2 separate regions of the Homo sapiens genome follow, and region 1 is linked to region 2. A link is an interaction called in ENCODE POLR2A ChIA-PET data of the cell type or tissue named here. Cell type or tissue: HepG2. All regions are shown on one strand.

Region 1 (5,000 bases), 200 kb before region 2:
GATGGGGGGATGGTGGTGAAAACACCCAGCACTGGGCCCGTCCACCACCTGCTCTGCTCTGCTCCCTGAAGGACAGGCCAGTGGACACTGGGTGGACAGGGGGATGGGCCCCCAGCGCTCTCCCATACCTCCCTGTCCCTTATGGCTCAGTGAAGAGCCCACCTTGTGCAAGAATCGACCTGCCCCCACTCAGAAGAGATTATGACCTCCTCAGGCCCCACGGCCCTCTTTGGGCCTTTGGGTCACCTGCCACACTCTCCCCTACAGCCCATGGTCTTCCCTGGGCCTCCCATGCCTCAGGGGCTCTTGCCTGTGTCATCCTGGGGGCAGTGTCTCTCCACGGCCACAGCCCAGGAGCCGACCTGGCTGATTCCAAAGCCCTGTCCTTGCCGCTCTGCCTCCCATAGGGAGGCTGGCTCCACAGTGGGCCTTCTGGAAGGCCAAGGAAACACCTCTCATGCGCTTGGCTGCTGCAGCCCCCGAACCCTGACTGACCCCAGATGAGAGGAGAGGTGACATAGTGTCCCAGATCAGTTCTGTTTCCTGGGAGGTCACAAGGGCAGGGAATCGAGGCACCTGCTGGGCAGCTGGGGCCAAGAAACCCAGGCGTCAGGGCCAGCTTTGCCACTCACTCACCGTGACCTCGGGCCAGTCACACCCTCATCTGTGCCTTGTTGTCCACCCAGCCCTAGGTAAGGGCTTAGTGACCCCTCCTAGAGGCAAGGACAGTGATCAGTCCTTTGAGAGACCACGAAGGGGTTTGCTGGAGCCCCCTGGAACAAGCGTCTGTGGGACACGCAGAGCACAGAGCAGCACCCGGGGTGAGCCCTCTTGGAGGAGGCCAAGGGCCAGGGGTAGGACCAGGGGGATGTGGGTGGAGGGACCCGGAGGTGGGGCTGTCCCCAGGGGAGGAGGAACAGCTGGGGCAGAACAGGCCCTTGGCATGCAGCAGAATCAGGGTGTCTCAAGGGGCTGAGGGCCCCAAGGCCTCCCAGAATGACAGTAACACTGAGCAGGGAAGCCCCAAGCGTGGGGATGGTAGGAGGTGGGTGGCCAGGGAAGAGCACGTGGTCTGCAGTCGGGCAGCCTGGGCTTGGCCCCACCTCTATCACTAGCTGCCTGAGTGATTCTGGGCAAGTAATCTTGACCTCTCTAGACCTCAGTTTCCTCAACCATAAAATGGAGACGGCCCTGACACTCTTAGCAGGACTGCCAGAGCAGGGTGACAGCCCCCAGTGTCCTGTGGGTGTTTACACTCACCCTATGACCAAGCCACGGTGTAGCCACACTTCCCAGCATTATCTGGATCTGTCTTTCCCACCATTCTGGCCTCTGGTACCACCAGGGCTTCCTCCACAGCTCATCGCTCCCCTTTCCAGTGGCCATTTCTGCCAATGTCACCACCCATGCCCAGCACAGGCCGGATGCCCAGTAGGCGCTCAAGGAATGCTTGATGACACAATGTATGAATGCAAATACCCCTGGCCCCCACCCTCTAGGCCCCTGCGGGGCACATGCCCTGGGATATACTTGCACATACGTAGACAGTCCCCAACACTGGACTGCCCCACCCCTGCCCCGAGCTACCCTGGACCTCAGTGGGACAAGGCAGAGGCTGATGAGGCGCTGGGCAGGGCAGCCTGGGCAGGAGCAGGGGCTGGGTGTGGAGAGAGGGGACAGATGGGGAGGGGCGGGGGCAGGCGGTCACTGTGGCTCAGTAGCCCTGCGACTGGTAGCCCTGGGGCTCGGTGTCGAAGGTGTTGGCCGGCTGCTGGTAGGTGCCGCCCATACCGGCGGGATCCGGCCCAGTGGGCTCCACGTAGGGCGCGTAAGGCATGCTGGAGTCCTGGCTGGGGTCCATGTAGTCCTGGGAGAAGAGGGCCGAGTCGGCGCCAATCTGGTACCGCTGGAAGGCCAGCACAGCCTGGCCCGCCTGGGGACAAAGGCCGGCGAGGACAAGGACAGGCGGGAGGGGGTGGTTAGGGGAGAGACAGACAAGAGCACTGGGTTAGTGGTGGTTAGTTCACAGGACACAGGCAGGAGAGGGTTAAAGATCCTCAAAGCACCAAACATGAGACCAAGCTTGGCTGTGGAGAAGGAAGGCTGTTCTCGCAGCCACCCCCGGAAATGCCCAGAACCATATCATCCAGCCAGAAAGTACCCCAGAAATCACCTGCCCCTGTCTCCCAATCCCAGAGGTCAGTCTGGGCTACCAAAAGTTCTAGATCTCCATTATGGAGTGTTAAGATGGCTCAAAGGCTCACAACAGCCTTCTTAAAAAAAGCTTCTCAGCGGGACAAAGGACTGTTAGCATCTCCTAAGAGTCATTCTTTTGTCTCTCTTGCAGCTAGGCATGGCCATGTGACTACGTTTTGGCCAATGGGGTACCCTCATGTTCTCTGTCCCACCCTCTGACCTGATGCCTGGAACACAGATGTGATGGCTGGAGCTCTAATTGCCAAAAGGGACCACAAAGACCATGAGCCAAGTCTGTAGGAATGAAAGATGCCTGGGGGCCATGCACCGCGGCTCATGCCTGTAATCCCACAACTTTGATAGGCCAAGGTGGAAGGATTGCTTGAGGCCAGGAGATCAAGACCAGCCTGGGCTAAAATATGCACCTCTGGCATATTGACTATGTTGAGTTAAAGGCACTTGAAAAACAGCAGGCACAATAACAATCTGATCTTCTTCTTGAAAGCAGGAGAGGCCAGGCGCGACAACTCATGCTTGCAATCCCAGCACTTTGAGAGGCCAAGATGGGCAGATTACTTGAGGTCAGGAGTTTGAGACCAGCCTGGCCAACATGGTGAAACCCCATCTCTACTGAAAATTAAAAAAATTAGCTGGGCATGGTGGCATCACCTGTAATCCCAGCTACTCGGGAGGTGCAAGCAGGAGAATCGCTTGAACCCAGGAGGCGGAGGTTGCAGTACCCTGAGACAGCGCCACTGCACTCTAGCCTGGGCAACAAAGTGAGACTGTCTCAAAAAAAAAAAAAAAAAAAAAAAAGGCCAGCTTGGGCAACATAGCAAGACCCCATCTCTACCAAAAAAATCCACAAAAACCAAATTAGCCGGGCATAGTGGTACTGGCCTGTAGTCCCAGCTACTCAGGAGGCTGAGGTGGGAGGATTGCCTGAGCCTATGGGTTTGAGGCTGCAGTGAGCTATGATCCAGCCTGGGCAACAGAGTGAGACCCTGTCTCTAAAAAAAAGGAAAGATGCCTGGGTCACCGAAGACCTCTGGAGCCAGTATGCCAGCCCTGGACCACTTCCACAGCCTTGGACTTTGTTGAAATCACTGTTATCTGGGATTTCGGTCACCTGCTGCTGAACCTAATTCTAAGTGAGAAACTGAGTTAAATAGAGTGAAACAAGTTTCAGGATCATCTGACTTGGCAGAGCCCTGACTATTCAATGTGACCGCGCCTAGCCTGAAGCCGCCCCGTTTTTTTTTTTTTTTTCACAGATCTCAGATTGGGAAAGACTTGTCTACAGCACACATGCATGGTTAGGAAATTATTTTTCAATAAAAGCAATTACATTGTTATTAAGGACAATGACACTGACCACACTGAGCTAAGTCAAAGTTTAAGTAAATCAAACTTGTCATTAGAAAAGCAGCTTAGAGGTTTATTGCAAAAGCCTTCTCCAGAAACTTTCCCGGCCCGGGGAATCTGCCTGTGATGGGAATGTGCTGATACTCTCCAGACCCCTGTTTTAGGGCTGGGAAGATTGAGGCCTAGAAAAGGAAGTGCCCGTGGCAGAGTTACTGCTAGAACCCTTCCCTAAACATGGGGTCCTACCCCTTCCCAGGTCAGGGCGCCCTCACCTCCTTCCCTTTCACTGGCCCCTGACGAGGCACTAAGTCAACCAACAACCTAAAGAGCCACTTAGTGAAGAGGTAGAGAGTGAATATACCTAGCGTTTTATTCCACAAAGTTCCAGAAACCCAGTGACTGGGCATTTCCTTTTTTTTTTTCTTTTTTTTTTTGAGACAGAGTCTCGCTCTGTCACCCAGGATGGGGTGCAATGACACAACCTTGGCTCACTGCAACATCTGCCTCCTGGGTTCAAGTGATTCTCCTGCCTCAGCCTCCCAAGTAGCTGGGATTACAGGTACCCGCCACCACACCAAGCTAATTTTTGTATTTTTAGTAGAGACGGGGTTTTGCCATGTTGGCCAGGCTGGTCTCAAACTCCTGACCTCAGGTGATCCGCCTGCCTTGGCCTCCCAAAGTGCTGGGATCACAGGCATGAGCCACCATGCCCAGCTAGGGCATTACCTTTTGATTGTACTCATTGACCAAAGTTCTGAGGGGAAGCACTTTCTGGGAGGTGGGTATTTAAAGCAAAGTGCCAGCACCTTGGGAAAGGCAGACTAGGTCTAAAGAAATTGGGCTAAGGGATAAGGTGTAGCCCTCTGGGGTTTCCCACTATGTTAGCATGAGGTCCTGGCTGCTGGGGGCTCAGACGCCGGAGCCTGAAGAAGCAGGGGAGGTGAAGAGCCCCCTGAGGGTACACTTGAGCCCTGGCCAGCCCACAGGAACTGACTGAATGAACCTTGAGAGCAATGTCTGTAGACGCGGTTCTCCCCGAGCTCCCTGGCTCTACTATCCAGGCTGGTTTCCTGTACAGAGGCAGAGGGCTGGAGCAGATGACCCCTACTGATCCTTCTAGGGAGATGCCTCTGGCTGTAGGCACTCATACTGTCTCTGTGTTCAGCTCTCTGCCCTCACTAAGTCAAAGCTTCATTTGGGCAACCAGTTTAAGGGGCCACAAGACAGGAGCAAAGGAGAGGCCTGGGCCCCCGCTGGCCTGGGCTGCAGAGGGAGGATGGGAGTTCTACTGAGAGCCCAGGGACCTGGTGGTCCCCTGGCCCCACTTTCTCAGTGTAGGTGCTCTCTCTGCAGCATCTCCAGCGTGCAGCAGGCAGTCTGCATCTGCACTGGGATGCCTCCAGTGCCAGGAAGCTCACTCTCGATGTGCTCAGGCCCTC
Region 2 (5,000 bases):
GGTGTGAGCCACCGCGCCCAGCCTGGAGAACCTCTTTTGTGAAGGGCCTGCTCAAAGTCTCCTGCCCCCTTTCTACTGGTTGCCTCTGTTTTTCTTATTGATTTGTAGAAGTTCTTTACATATTTGGGATATGAATGCTTTGTCAGGTACTCGTTTTGCAAATATTCACAGAAGGATTCTAAACTAGGAACTGATGAGGTTGAACTGCATATCTGAAAGCTCCCTCTGGCTGCGGTGTGCAGCACAGACTGACTGTGAGACCAGGAAGGGGTGGTGGGGCGACCAGGGCAGCAGCTATGGGGGTGGACAGAAGGGACCAGCGGCAGAGCTGACAAGAAACATCTGCCACATCGTGTCATGACAAGAAACAAGATGTACATGGTGACAAGGGAGGGGGGCAGCAAGGCTGACTTCCAGGCCTCTCTGGCTGGCTGCTGAGCTGACGCACGCTCTGCAACCCGGCCGCTGGCAGCCAAAGGCCGCTTTGTCTATGCAGGCCCCACCCAGGCCTGCTGGTGGAGATGCTCTCGGGTCACCGTCAGGACACTGGAGAGAGTGCCTAGTGTTGAATCTAAGTCTCCCGTGGCAACTAGGGGACAAATAGCCTCCCCCATGGCAGGCGGGTCCCCAGAAGACCCTGTCCCCCAGATGGGTTGGCATCTGTGGGATCTGGACACAGTCGGGCTGGACAATGACCTCCTGTCTACAGCCTCCTTGCCCCTGCTGAGCCCAGGCTCAGGGGGTGAGAGTTCTGTTCCAGTGCCTGGGGAAAGTGTGAGAGCAGGTTCTGGAGTGCCTGGGTCCCTGCTGAGTGGCAGGAACAGCACTGAAGTTCCTGCACCCCTGGTTTATTTCTTGGGAAACACCCTCCACCCCTACTCTGGTTTTCAGCATTTATTTGAAAGGGTCCACCAAACCTCTACTCCCCACAGCACTGGGTTCACATGTGTACTGTAGTGTTCCTGCCGTGGTGTGGTAACTAAGCCTCAAACACCTTCCTTCCTTCTTATGAGAAATGTCGTATTTTCCCTGTGCCCGGTGTGCTAGCTGTTTTCCACGTGTGATGTCAGTCGCTTCCTGCATTCGTTCCTTAGCATTCCTGCTAAAGGAAGCATCGGTTTCTTCATTTCGCAAATGAGGATGCTGACTTGCCCAAGTTCACCCAGCCAGAGTGGGGGAGGCAGGACTTGAACTTGAGCCAGTTGGACCCGGCAGCCCCTTTCCTGTCCGCTCCCCTGCCTCTCCAATAGTGGGGGCCGTGAGGGACTGGAATGGCCTCCCCAGTGGTGGTGACAGGAGCTTCACCGTCACCATCACCTTGCTGCAGGAGTGGGCACAGGTATGGCTCAGTTCTGCTGCCGTGGAGTGGGGGTCCTGGGAGAGCTCAGGCTGATACCCTGGCTTTGCCCCACCTCACGGTGACCTTGGGTGAGTCACTTGTCTCAGGGCCTCAGCCTCCCTGTCATAGCAAGGGAGTCATCCCTACGGAGCCGTGCTCCGGTGGGTAGTGGGGGAGGAAGCGTGCGGACGTGGAACACAGTCAGACTCAAACGGAAGAGTCATCTGCTTTTGTTATGTGCTACCTGTTTGGATTCCTCCTGGCGCCTAGGTTGACCCTTTCTGTTCCCTTTTTTGGTGTTAAGGAAGCGTCGGATCACTTCCCCGTCCCAGTCTTCTCCAGCCTGCACTTTTCCCAGCTTAATCAGTCTCCAGCTGCCCAAGCGTCCCAAGCAGGCCCTGGGTTCCCGCCAACAGCGGCTGCCTGCATCCCGGGGCTCCAGGCCGGGCCAGATGGGCAGCTGGTACTGGTGGCAGGAAATAGCTCTGATGGGGAGACTGCCCCCTTTCTGGTGCTCAACCACTTCGTCTCTGACAGAGCATAGAGTCTCCAGAAGGTTCTACTGGGTGGAGCCAGGGACATGCTTTGGGTCTTCGTCCATCCCTTCCTCTCTCCCAACAGGACCCAGTGTCTCCCAGCCCAGGGTGGGGTAGATTCTGCCCCGCCCCAGGTGGGCTCTCATTGGCCTAAGACAATTACTATATCCCATCTGGTGGCCATTGTGATTGGTTCAGGGATGGCTACAAGGCTGAAGTCAGGCCAATCAGAGCAAAGATATCTGAGCTCCCCGGGAAGAAGACTGTCTCTCTCTCTCCACTGAACATGGAGAGAAGGACAATATCTACACCCGGATTGGATCCTGGGCAACATGGCGAAATCCCATCTCTACAGAAAAATTAGCCAGGCGCTGTAGCCTGAGCCTATAGTCCCAGCTACTCTGGAGGCTGAGGCAGGAGAATCGCTTGACCCTGGGAGGCAGAGGTTGCAGTGGGCTGAGATCATGCCACTGTACTCCAGCCCGGGTGACAGAGAGACCCTGTCTCTAAAAAAATAATAATAATAATAACAAAAAAGAGTCTGGGTGCGGTGGCTCACGCCTGTAATCCCAGCACTTTGGGAGGCCGAGGTGGGCGGATCACAAGGCCAAGAGATCGAGACCATCCTGGCCAACATGGTGAAACCCCGTCTCTACTAAAACTACAAAAATTAGCTGGGCATGGTGGCACGCGCCCATAGTCCCAACTACTTGGGAGGCTGAGGCAGGAGAATCGCTTGAACCTAGGAGGTGGAGGTTGCAGTGAGCCGAGATCTCGCCACTGCACTCCAGCCTGGCAACAGAGCGAGACTCCATCCCCATTCCCCCGCCAAAAAAAGATCTAGACCGATTGGGAGCCGCCTGAGACCCCCATGGGAGAGCCAGCCCAAGAGAGGAGCTAAGAGAGGGAGGCAGAGAAATGGGTCCTGTCACTCAGTTTCATGGCTGGATCAAGTTTTGCTCGAACCCTCAAATACCCCCATGCTTTTTGGTTGCTCAGTAGCTCGGGTCCTCAGTAGCTCACACATTCCAGTTGTTTGTGTTTTTGTTTTGTTTTGTTTTTTTGAGAAGGGGTTTCGCTCTTCTTGCCCAGGCTGGAGTGCAATGGCGCGATCTCGGCTCATGGCAACCTCTGCCTCCCGGGTTCAAGTGATTCTCCTGCCTCAGCCTCCCAAGTAGCTGGGATTACAGGCATGAGCCACCATGCCCAGCTAATTTTGTATTTTTGGTAGAGATGGGGTTTCACCATGTTGGTCAGGTTGGTCTCAAACTCCCGACCTCAGGCGATCCACCCACCTCAGCCTCCCAAAGTGCTGGGATTACAAGCGTGAGCTACCACGCCCAGCCACATTCCAGTTGTTAAAGCCACCATGAGTTGGGTTTTCTCTTCCTTTGAACCTAAGAATCCTGAGCAGGGCCTATTGTATAGTGAGGGCCAGGCCTCTTCCTGCATCTCCAGCAACCAGGACGGAGCCAGGGCTCAGCCTAGCATCTGTCCTGACCACAAGCAATGTGTATGTGGAAATATGACCACAAATGTCTCTTTCCTGTCTGTAGCCTCAGAGCCAGAAGCCCACTTAGAGACCTGAAGTCCAATGTGCCCATTTTTCAGGTGGGAACACTGAGGGTCACCACTCTCCACCCCTCTCCTAGTTGGCTGAATGTCTAAGGAACAGGCAGATAGAGAAGGGGCTGAAGGTCCAGCTACGCCCAGAGTCCCCAGCCTCTGACCTGTGGCCAGGCTTTCTGGGGAGACCTCTCTCCTCCTCATACCCCCAGTTCATCCAAGGATGCAGGCTGCATTCTGTATTGCTAAGTCCAGAATGAGCTCAGCCTATGCATGGAATGTAACATCTCTCACTGAAGGACCCTCAGTAGCTCCCGGTTACCTACAGAGTCCAGTTCACACAACTTTGCCTGACACCTTAGGCCCAATCTCCTCTACCTTTCCTCCTCCATTGTCTCTCTCCTCCCTTGCAGCAAGGAGGGGAAACCTGCAGCGACTGTGCAGCCTCTTGTCCCTGCAGAAATGCCTTAGATATCATTTGGCTAAAAAGGAGTGTCACTTTAAATTCACAACCACAAATCTCAGTTTAGTCCTTGGCATTTATTCCAATTAGCTATTTCTGCATAATAAATTAAAGGCTTAAGACAACAATATTTTTTATTATCTTTCCTGAATTCTGTGGGTCATGAACTTGGGAGAGGCTCAGCTGGGTTGTTCAGGGTCTCACAGGTGACAGACAGGTGGTGGCTGGAGCAACTCTCTCTTCAGGTGCTCTGAGAGCCTTTCCATGTGCAGGGGCTGGTTGGGCTTCCTCACAGCATGGAGGCTCAAGGCGCCAGCCTGAGCACTCCATATGGCAGAAGCTTTGATAACCTAGCCTCAAAAGTGATGCATTGTCACTTCCGCTGCAGTCCATTGGTAGCACAGTGAGTCGCAAGCCTGCTTAGGTTCTAGGGGAGGCGAAATTAGACTCTACCTCTTGGTGGAGGAGCGAAAGGTTCTAGAATAACTTGTGGGGCGGGAGATGTTGTTGCAGCCATCTTGGAAAATGCAATCTGCCAGAGTGTTGCTGGGCAATGCCGCTGCATTTCCTGGGTCTACACGCACCGCTCCAAGAGGGCTCTTCCACACCTTCTCCTTACCCCTCAGACCTCCAGGGCCTTGCTGCCTTTTCACTGAGAAAGCAGAAGGGGTCCTGGGGAACCTCCCTGTGCTCACTGTGCACCCCTGCACCCACTGACGCTGCCTCCTGCTGCCACTGTGATGGAGGGCCTGTGTGTCAAGGCGGGTGGACCTATCCCTCCCGCCATGCACACCCCTCTCCTCCTCCCGCAGTGTCCGCTCTTCAGGATCATTCCCCAGGGGAGAATGCTCATTCTTCTTTCTTCTTAAAAAGAACAGCAACCACTGGCTGGGCACAGTGGCTCCAGCCTGTAATCCCAGCACTTTGGGAAGTGGGTGGATCTCCTGAAGTTTCAGGAGTTAGAGACCAGCCTGGCCAACACGGCAAAACCTCGTCTCTACAAAAATACAAAAAATTAGCCAGGCATCATGGCTGGCCCTTGTAATCCCAGTTACTCAGGAGGCTGAGGCAGGAGAATTGCTTGAATCTGGCAAGT

What was found. Peaks named below come from ENCODE experiments on the same cell type or tissue, not always from the same donor. Only the 100,000 strongest peaks of a DNase experiment are listed, where the experiment ranks them.
Region 1: POLR2A ChIA-PET joins it to region 2 with 5 read pairs; 2 of 35 experiments call an interaction of 5 or more read pairs at or near these places.

Annotation. Positions count from the first base shown.
Region 1 is chr22:39,378,629-39,383,628 of GRCh38, reverse strand. SYNGR1 (synaptogyrin 1) reads right to left here. Exons shown (of 4, transcript NM_004711.5): 4 at 1-1,933. The coding sequence ends at 1,715. Among named protein-coding and RNA genes, the nearest start is that of TAB1, 19 kb to the left of the region's middle. In HepG2, no CTCF peak of the experiment used is centred here; no DNase peak of the experiment used is centred here; H3K27me3 peaks cover 1,737 bases.
Region 2 is chr22:39,181,178-39,186,177 of GRCh38, reverse strand. No RefSeq gene overlaps it. Among named protein-coding and RNA genes, the nearest start is that of CBX7, 31 kb to the right of the region's middle. In HepG2, a CTCF peak has its summit at 240; DNase peaks (open chromatin) are centred at 377 and 2,067; H3K27me3 peaks cover 1,437 bases.